2 separate regions of the Mus musculus genome follow, and region 2 is linked to region 1. Evidence: chromatin loops called from intact Hi-C (ENCODE). Cell type or tissue: left cerebral cortex. All regions are shown on one strand.

Region 1 (5,000 bases):
TTGGCAGGAGACTGGTTCCTAGACACAGACCATGTGACCTCGAGCCTAGGCCTTGAGCTCTCTGAGTCTCATCCATTCTCACCTCTGTGGCTCAGGTGGAGCACATCTCAGGCTAGGCTGCCAGGCCCTGACAGGTCTCCTTCCGGTCCCTCTGCCCACCCCCAGGCACACCATTCCCCAAGACCTTCCTGCAGGCAGTGCGCAAGATCCTGTCAAGGCTGTTCCGTGTGTTCGTGCACGTGTACATCCACCATTTCGACCGCATCGCCCAGATGGGCTCTGAGGCGCACGTCAACACCTGCTACAAGCACTTCTACTACTTTGTCACCGAGTTCAACCTCATTGACCCCAAAGAGCTGGAGCCCCTGGTGAGTGGGGGTGGGCACCATTACTCCTGCTGGGTGGGGTCCAGGCCACCACTACTCTGCTGCAGTGTTCTGGGCCAGCAGCCAGAGGGTGTCCTTAGCACTGGGTCACACAGGTGAGGAGACAGAGTATGATGGCAATAGTTGAGAAGGCGCAGGGCCTGGTTACCCCAAGGATCTCTGCTCCCCATGCTAGTAAGGCTCATATACTAATGGTGGGCATAGCCTGCCCTGCGTGCTGCCCTCCAGAACACAGAAGTCCTAGATGCTCTGGTTCACCACAGCAGAGAGGGTGCCGTGGTAGCCATCCCATCCCATGGGGCTCATATTAGCCATCCCATCCCATGGGGCTCACAGTGGGTAGAGCACTGGCCAGATAGCAGCGCACGGGACAGGCAGCCTGTGCTCCACCTCCTGGAGAACAAGGGGTGGATTATTGATTGATTGATTGATTTTCTTTTTCTGATCCTTTTCCATTCTATAACCTAGACTGGCCTATGATTCACCACATAGTCCACACTAGCCGGGAACCTGAGGTGATCCTCCTGCCTCAGCCTCCCAGGCGCTTGGATCATAGGTCTGTGCCATCATGCCTGGTCACAATCAACTTTAAAATGTTTTGTCTTTCTTTTTTTTTTTCTTTTCTTCCTTTTTTTTCTCTCTTTTTTTAAAGATTTATTTATTATTATAAGTAAGTACACTGTAGCTGTCAGATGCACCACCAGAAGAGGGTGGTTGTGAGCCACCATGTGATTGCTGGGATTTGAACTCAGGACCTTTGGAAGAGCAGTCAGTACTCTTACCTGCTGAGCCATCTCGCCAGCCCTCTTCCTTTTTTTTTTTTTAAAGACTTATTTGTAGCGTGTAATTATTAAAAAAACAATCCACCCCTGAACCACTCTGACATTCCCACTCATCCATCCCCTGAGGCTTATCTGCTTCGAACTTACTCTAAACCCTGACCCCATCTAAAGTACCAGTCAGATTTATAGCAGTAAATTCTTCATCCCCAAAATGCCCACACAGAGAACTCAAAACTCAGTTGATATTGACACAAGCCGCCCACCTCGATTGGACAAATTGCCCTGCATTACCTGTCGCTCTTCTGTGGTATCCATAGCTACCTGTGGCTATTTCAAGCCACATGTATCCAGTTCATCTTCCTCTCCTATAGGTTCCATCTTGTCACCTCATCTCCATCTCCCTCTCTGTCTTGTCTGTCTCTCTATACTTGTCTCTAAAACTCTCAGCCCACCTTCTTTTTCCACTGCCCAATCACAGGCTCTAGCCTTATCTTTCACCTGCCCTCACCTGCTTACAGACAGCAATCTACACTTACTTGTCTGTTTGTTTATTTGTCTTGTTAGGCCAGGGTTTCTCTGTGTAGCCCTGGCTGTCCTGGAACCTGGAACTCAGAGATCCGCCTGCCTCTGCCTTCCCAGTGCTGGGATTATAGACCTGGCTTGGTTTCTTTGCATTTTTTTTTCAAGACAGGGTTTCTCTGTATAGCCCTGCTATACCTGGCTGTAATGAAGATTCTAAGAAGTATACTTTGCTAAGCTTGCCCTGAGATTTCTAACTCTTATCCAGTAAAATACTGTAAGAAAGCATGCAAGACCCTCCACGATATTGCAGGGTCAAATCTGGGGCATTCTAGCTGTGAGAATGCCAGGGTTCCAGGAGGCTGAGTTTCTTTGAAACTCTTTGCCTCAGGACTGCTTCCAGGTTTCCAAACCTGTAATGCGAGTCACTACTGGAGTGGATGTAGCAGTGTACAGTGCCACTGTGGCCAGAAGGGGGTGTGAGATCCTCAAAAACTGGAGCTTCAGACACTTGGAACTCTGGCCTGTTTCGGAACGGCCATGCACAGAGACTGAGCTGTCTCTCCAGCCTCGTGCTTTTTCTTTTTCTTTCTTTCTTTTTTTAAAATTTATTTATTATTATATCTAAGTACACTGTTGCTGTCTTCAGACACACTACAAGAGTGCTTTGGATCCCATTACAGATGGTTGTAAGCCACCATGTGGTTGCTGGGATTTGAACTCAGGACCTTCGGAAGAGCAGTCAGTGCTCTTAACCACTGAGCCATCTCTCCAGCCCCGTGCTTTTTCTTTTTAACTTTTAATTGTATTATATTTTTGTTTTTCTGTGTTGTGTATTTCTGCGTGTGAACATGGCTGACGTGGCATGCACCTGAAGGTCACAGGACAACTTGCAAGAGTTAGTTCTCTCTTTCCATTCTATGGAACCTGGGGCTCAAACCCAGGTAGTCAGGTTTGGGTGCAAGCATCTTTATTTCCTGAGCCATCTCACTGGCCCCACAGCCTGCTTCTGTAGTTGTTTTAAGACAGAATCTCATAAAGCCTAGGCTGGCCTTGAACTCGAGATCCCTCCTGCCCCTACGTCCCGAGCAATAACATGATAGATATGACCACGGCTCCTGGCTTGCCCACTTCCCACTGCTGACCTCTCTATCAAGCAGTGCTGGCCCATAGCCCAGGACCAGACCTCAGGTGGACTTAATCACAGCACATCACCCCAGATCAGTGGCACAGGCTCTGTCAGTCACAGGGAGCTGCCCCCACCCACCATGCCCACTGTTCAGCGTCTAACATGTCTTGGGTTGTATGAGGTCTTTGCTACCTGCTTCTTGTTTTCTGATACCTGCCTGGTCTCTACAGAAAGAGATGACATCACGGATGTGTCACTGAGGACCCCTCCCGTCCGCTGAGACTTGGGGAGACAACTGTGTGCAGCTCGTGTCTCAGGAGCATGGCACGCTCACTCACGCCACTGTCTGAGGAGCAGCAAGACCACAGCTTCCGCCCCCTCTCGTGGTGACTGTGGGCCCTGACTCTAACCCGTCCCCTTGCCGGCATCCAGGGCCTGAACTTGAACCTGGACACTGTGCTTTCAGCCACTGGGTTTACACTGTATGTGCCATGGCCTCCGAGAGGAGGCAGGATCTGGAGCCACTGCTAACCACCACTTGTCCCTTCTCCATGGCTCTCTGCCCTGACAGCTTTGTCCCTCACTTGCCAACCTGGAAGGGGAGGGGCCACCAGATGTCTTCTGTTTACAGCCACATTGTGTGTGGGTGACCACATAGGCAGCCAGCATACCTCCAAAGATGAACTAATGTGCCATGCCACCCCCAGCACCCCCAGGGCAGGACTCCCAGTATTGGGTGTTCTGGGGGTCTTTGTAGGTCAGGAAGGGTGCATACACTGCATGCCTATGATCCCAAGACTCTGCAGGCAGCTGCAAGGAGGATTGCTATAAACTTGAGGCCACCCTGACCTCCACAGTAATGGTCAGGCCAGCCAGGGTCTCATAACAAGATTGTCTTAAAAAAAAATGTAAAGGAGCCAGGCAGGGTGGCACAGGCCTTTGATCCTAGTCAGGAGGCAGTGACAGGCAGATCTGTCAATTCGAGGCCGGCCTGGTCTACACAGAGAGACCCTGTCTTAAAGAAACAAAACAAAACCGGTAAGGTTCTGCACAGTGGGGAGGTGTTTGCCACGTGAGCGTGAGTGCACATGTGTGACCCCCACACCCATGGAGGAGCCTGGGAGAGCCAGACATAGGGTGCCCAGGGGACAGGGAGAATCAGGCAGCCATGGGCTACCCCAGTGCGCAGCCACACAAACGCACACACAGACTGGCTCTGTTGTGAACACGGCTGGCTTCATTTCCTTTCTTTTTTTACATTGTTGGTTTGGTTTTGAAACTGGCCTGGAACTCACAGAGATCCTCCTGCCTCTGCATCCCAAGTGCTTTGTTAAAGATGTAAGGTACCAAACCCAAGTCTATTCAGAAATATTTTTGGTTTTGTTTGTTTGTTTGTCTTTGTTTTTGTTTTGAGACAGGCTCTTACTATGTAGCCCTGGCTGTCCTGGAACTTATTCTGTAGGCCAGACTGGCCTCCAACTCACAGATCCACCTGCCTCTGCCCCCAAGTGTCAGCCAGCTCATCTGGAGATTTTTGGGATTACTGATAACTGGTTTCTAGTGGCCACCCTCCTGGGAACAGTATCTGGGCTAACCTGGGATCCAGTAATGAATTCACTTGTGGCTCCCACCCTTAGATCTGCAGTTCCTGGAAGGTGGTGACAGGAACCTCTCTCTTCAGTGGCAGCCTATTGTGTAGCAAAACTATGTGTGTTGTGTGGCCCCTGTGGGCCACAGGACCAAACTCCAGCAGGTCCCTGTCTGTCATGCCATGGAGGGTGTAGCAGAATATGACTGTTCCCAGCTCCAACTTTTGAGCCTCATGGCCATTCCCTGAGACCTCTGCACTCTCAAGACCCTGAGGAATTCTGGTTACTTTTCCAGAGGCTGCCACTAAACTAAATGTGTACAGTTTAAGCTTGGTTGCCTGAGCCCAGGGCTGAGAGACACCCCTGGGTACTTCCCGAAGTCACTGTGCCCAATACCCAGCTCTGGAAGAATCAGGGACCAGCCCTCAAGGCTTGACTGAGTGTATTTCTCACCTGTAAGACTTGGCCACCTTGCCAAATCCCAGCAGCCCAGGGAGGGGTCCACCTGCCTCATTCACTCCCACCTCTGTGCCAGCCTAAGAATAAAGTGGTCCTCTCCATACTGCGGGCTGCTCCTTGTTGTTTCTGCCCAGCT
Region 2 (5,000 bases), 110 kb after region 1:
GTACACTGTAGTTGTCTTCAGACACCCCAGAAGAGGGCGTCAGATCTCATCTCCCTCTGTCTCTGAGCCTGGCTGACTGACACTCACTATGTAGCCCAGGCCTCAAACCTCACCACTGCTGGAATGACAGCCATGAGCCAGCATATCAGCTACAGCAAGTTAAAAACAAAGTAAAAAGGTGAGCATGGTGGTGCACACCTTTAATCCCAACACGCAGGAGGTGGAGGCAGAGGCAAGAGGAGCCCTGTGAGTTCCAGGCCAGCCTGGTCTAGGGACCTAGAGAGTTCCAAGAGGGCCAGGGCTAAGCAGAGAAGCCCTGTGTTAAAAACACCCCAAGAAGAAACGACTGCAGGTCTTTCCTTTACAGACTAAACTTGCAATGAAGCCATCATCTTAAATTCAGGATAAGATCCTGTGACCTCCCTGTGGCTCTTCTGCTCTGAGACCCAGTGCTTGTGGCTTCCACAGCACAGCACAGCACCTCAGTCAGCAGCACCCACAGGTATCCGTGGCTCGCTGTCCTACAGTTGTTCCTTAGTGTCTTCCCCTAGGCTCCTCACACACAGCCCTTCACCAAATGCTATCTGTAGTACCCCCAAGGTTGGCTAAGGCTGTGGCCAGGCTGCTCTCCCCGACATGCTTTCATGCCCTACGTGTAGTGGTTTCCTAGTCCAATTCAGGGCCACAAGGTCCTGGGGTCACCTCATGTCCCCACACCCAACTTAACCTCCAGCCAAGGGACCTAGGATTCCAGGGATGTCAGGGCACCCAAAGGCTCGAGGGGACAGGATCAGGCCTGCCACAGATGTCTCAAACATGGACATAGTCGTTGATAGCTGGTAGGACTTTCCTGTCTTTGAGGACCAATGGACCCAGCTGAGAGTAACAAAGGCCAGGGACCAATGGTTGCCCAAGGTTCAGACTTCCCCAGAGCCCACCGTGTCCTTGGACACAGGTCTCTATGACACAGCTACCTCCCTTATCCTGGATATATATATAATAGGGACCAGGACAAACATGTTGGGATGCTGGCCACCTTTGGTTCTGAGGCACCCATGTTGGATATTATTGTACATACACGCAAAAGTGGCTGACCTGCTCACTGGCTCAGAGGTTGCTCTCTTTTTCTTTTCTTTTTTTTTTTTTTTTAATATTTATTTATTATATGTAAGTACACTGTAGCTGTCTTCAGACCCCAGAAGAGGGCATCAGATCTCATTACAGATCTCATTACAGATGGTTGTGAGCCACCATGTGGTTGCTGGTAATTGAACTCAGGACCTCTGCAAGAGCAGTCTCGGTGCTCTTAACCGCTGAGCCATCTCTTCAGCCCTGTTTTTTTCTTTTTCAAGACAAGGTTTCTGTGTAGGTTTGGCTGTCCTGGAACTCACTCTGTAGACCAGGCTGGCCTCAAACTTATACAGATCCCCCTGCCTCTGCCTCCCAAGTGCTGGGATCAAAGGCATGGCCATCACTGCCCTGCTCTGCAACTTTATAGCCAAGAATAATCTTGATCTCCCGATCTTCCTGCCTCCACCTCGGAGCACTAGGCATAAAGGTGTGGATGACATGCCCAGATAATCAAAAATAAAAACCAAAACCAAGAGCCCGGCGGTGTTGGCACACACCTTTAATCCCAGCACTCGGGAGGCAGAGGCAGGCGGATTTCTGAGTTCGAGGCCAGACTGGTCTACAAAGTGAGTTCCAGGACAACCAGTGCTATAGAGAAACCCTGTCTCGAAAAACCAAAAAAAAAAAAGAAAAAAAGAAAACAAACAAACAAAAAAATCCCCACAAAACATAGTCCTATGAAGCCTGGTTCAGCTTCCTGCTTGTGTTGGATGCTGCCCAGGTTCAAGCTAAATCTTAGGGTCACTGTCCCCAACAAAAAGCACTATGCCTGGCTGGCTTCAGCCACATGAGTTGGGAGCAACAGTGACATGGATGGGTCTGTAGTCTCTGTTCCACCGGACCCAAGTCTGTGGATGTCCCCAGGGCATAGGTCAAAACAGGCACACTTTAAGTCTCCAGGAAGTGACAGGTCTCTGGGATCTCTGACTTTTCTGAGACCCAAGTGCCTGCCAGGGGCTCTCTTAGGCCCCCTGCATCTTAGCCCCATCCTTCATATAGGAACCCAAAGTTCTCAACGTGGTCCTTAATAGTTCACCTTTGGGGGACTGGTGTGGTGGTCACATCTTTAATTCCAGCACGCGGAAGGCAGAGGCACGCTGAGTTTGAGACCAGAATAAATTCTAGGTCAGCCAGAGTTGTGTCAAAAAAAAGACCTGAAATTTGTGTAGCCAAATGTTGGGTGTCAGACCTGTCCCCATAACTCCCGTAGATCCTTTATGAAAATAAAAACAAAGGACAAACCAGAGCTCCCCCGTGGGACTAGCAAGGACCAAGTGTTTGAGCCCTAGGGATACCATCAGAAAGAGTGACTTACCAGTACTCCTGTTCTTGTGGGAGCAGGCTGGATATTTTCCCAGAGTCCTCAGCCTTGACTGTGCCATCTGTAAGGTAGGGCGACTGTTTTTAGGTCTCTCCTGGGTCAGATCAACAACCGATCCACCTCGTGTCTGGGGCTTGGGGTATGAGGCTAATATGCATGAACGGTAATGGGGGGCTGCTACATGCAATGGCAGGATTAGCTCACAGCCGGCTCTCACAGGCTTAAGCCCTTAGGACACAAATGTGCTTGGGGCATGCTAAGTGGCACCACCTGGTGGTTGTACAACCAACCTTACTTACCACTCTAGCTGCTGTTAGGCGGGGCATCATGAATCAATTCATCCTGATGGCTCCTCTCTTCAGGTGGCGGGAGGGAGGGCAAAAGATCCCTTCAGAAAGCCACAGAAGCTGGGTCAGGATCGCAGGGTTCTGGTTGTTGGAGGGCAAGCAATGGAAAGATGGGTAGGTGTGTACTTCTGAACAACGTGGACTTGTGTAACCTGTCCATTTCTGTCCAGCTAGATTTGTGCAGAGGTCCCCCAGAGTATTCAACCTCTGTCGTTGAGGGACACGGTGTCAACACAAAGTATAGTGGGGCCTAGAGAAACATGGCCAACTCGACGGCAGAGCACTGGAACCTGACCAAGTCAGCTTGGGGTGCAGGTGGGGAAGGTAGAGATGACACCCAGAGCAAGGACCTCTGCCACCGGTTAGCCTCTGCTGGGGAATAAACATGATGGAGCTCGGACCGACAGACTGCTGTCGGTTGGGGTGCTTCGCCCCCTGGAGGCTGCGCGGGCCACTGCATGGCCTCCGCAACCCGGCGGGAGTTAGGAAGGGGCGGGAGCCTGGTCTCCTACTTCCGCGCAACCGGCGCCTAGGGCCTGGGGCTTTTAGGGGACCATCATTTCACAACTTGGTCGATTATCCATGGAAGTTTCCAATCGCTCCATTAGTCAGCCTCAGTTTCCCTGTCCCAGTCTCAAAGGGCCAGTGAGGGAGGGACGAAACAACCAGAACTCCAGTGTCCCTAGCTTCGCATAGATGACCGAGCCAGACCTTCTTATTGCAGCCCTGTTCACTTTTGCCATACCGGTTATCCACAGGCCTAGTGATTCTCGAGTCCCGGTGCGCAAAGACGAACTCTACAAACTCGATCAGCTAGGCAGGGTAGTGGGTACCCTACGCTCTCAAGTTCGACCTCCGGGATATTTTGTCCCCAAGCCAAGAATGGCATTGGGGACCCAGAGATGGGGAGTCAGGATTGGTGGGTTATTGCCCTGCTTCAAGGCCAGGAAGGAGGGGGAGGGTCGCGCACGTGGCCCGGGGGCGGGGCAGCGCGCTTCCGCACCCCCACCCTGGCCACGTGCGGATCGCACTCCCCACCCCATCCCCCGACACACACACCGCGGACAGGGGCGCGTCCCAGTGCCTGAATGTGGAGTGGGAGGAGGGACGAGTTGGGGAGGGGAGAGTTCCCGGCGACTGCGCACCGGGCACAGCGTGGTGGGCGCGCCGGGAAGAGGATGGAGCGCGCGCCCGGAGGAGGCGTGGCGCGCACTGGGGGTAGGAGGCGGAGCATCCGAGGCTGGGGTGGGGTGTGTGGGCGTGTCGCGGGGGTGGGCGTAACTCTCAAAGCCTTGGGAGGTGACGATCCGGGAAGGGCACTGGTGAGGGTAGTGCGTACCAGGCCAGGGGAACGATTTCCCTCCGTTTGGCTTGTTCTTACGTGGAGAGGGCACAATCCAGGGATTTGGGGACCCCGGGTGCTCTGCTGGTACACGAGGGGAGGGGGGGTTTGAAGTGCGGGAGGACCGGCAGCTGGCAGTGTGAGCTCCGCCCATCAGCGGTGGCGCGCGACTCTCTGGAGGACCGAGGGCGCGGCAGGAGGGGGCGTGTCCGCGGTGGGGAGAGGGCGTGGCTACTGAGCCCCGAGGGGGCGTCCTCCAGGAGGGGCAGGCTGCGGCCGCCCCCGCGGGCTCCGGTGCGTCAGGGAGCGTCAGGCGGGGCGGGGCGGGACTGAGCGCGGGCGGCGGCGGCGCGCCGGGGCCTCCTCCTCCCTTCCCTCCTCCGCCTCCCGCACTCTAGCAGCCGCTGCCGGCCGGACGGGCGTAGGTCCCACCGCCTCCGCTTCTCTCCCGCCGCCGATTCCGTGTCTCCGCGTCCTTGCCCGGCATGTCGGCGGCCGTGGCGTGTGTGGATTACTTTGCCGCCGACGTGCTCATGGCCATCTCCTCGGGAGCCGTGGTGCATCGCGGACGACCCGGCCCCGAGGGCGCGGGCCCCGCTGCCGGTCTGGATGTGCGCGCCACGCGCCGCGAGGCCACGCCGCCGGGGACCCCTGGGGCACCGCCACCGCCAGCTACGGCTCCGGGGCCGGGAGGCGCCACCGCTGCGCCCCACCTGCTGGCCGCCAGCATCCTGGCCGATCTGAGAGGCGGGCCGGTAGTCGCCACCGCAGCCAGCACCGCGGGGGGCACCTCTCCGGTCTCCTCCTCCTCAGCCGCTTCGTCTCCCTCTTCGGGCCGCGCCCCCGGCGCCGCCAAAAG

Evidence for each region. Peaks named below come from ENCODE experiments on the same cell type or tissue, not always from the same donor. Only the 100,000 strongest peaks of a DNase experiment are listed, where the experiment ranks them.
Region 2: it touches region 1 in a loop (2.9-fold over the local background); 28 of 42 quality-filtered maps call a loop at or near these places.

The regions. Positions count from the first base shown.
Region 1 is chr10:80,685,220-80,690,219 of GRCm38, reverse strand. Mob3a (MOB kinase activator 3A) reads left to right here. Exons shown (of 4, transcript NM_172457.2): 3 at 166-368; 4 at 3,047-4,967. The coding sequence ends at 3,076. Among named protein-coding and RNA genes, the nearest start is that of Mknk2, 11 kb to the right of the region's middle. In left cerebral cortex, a CTCF peak has its summit at 2,165 (motif pointing right); a DNase peak (open chromatin) is centred at 2,166.
Region 2 is chr10:80,576,827-80,581,826 of GRCm38, reverse strand. Klf16 (Kruppel-like factor 16) reads left to right here and starts at 4,531. Exons shown (of 2, transcript NM_078477.2): 1 at 4,531-5,000. The coding sequence starts at 4,627. It overlaps Gm26710 (predicted gene, 26710), which reads right to left and starts at 3,703. Exons shown (of 3, transcript NR_155863.1): 1 at 3,545-3,703; 2 at 2,752-2,880; 3 at 2,331-2,513. In left cerebral cortex, CTCF peaks have their summits at 34 (motif pointing right), 2,725 (motif pointing left) and 3,243 (motif pointing left); DNase peaks (open chromatin) are centred at 3,587, 4,066, 4,348, 4,886 and 2 more places; H3K4me3 peaks cover 1,778 bases; H3K27ac peaks cover 2,707 bases.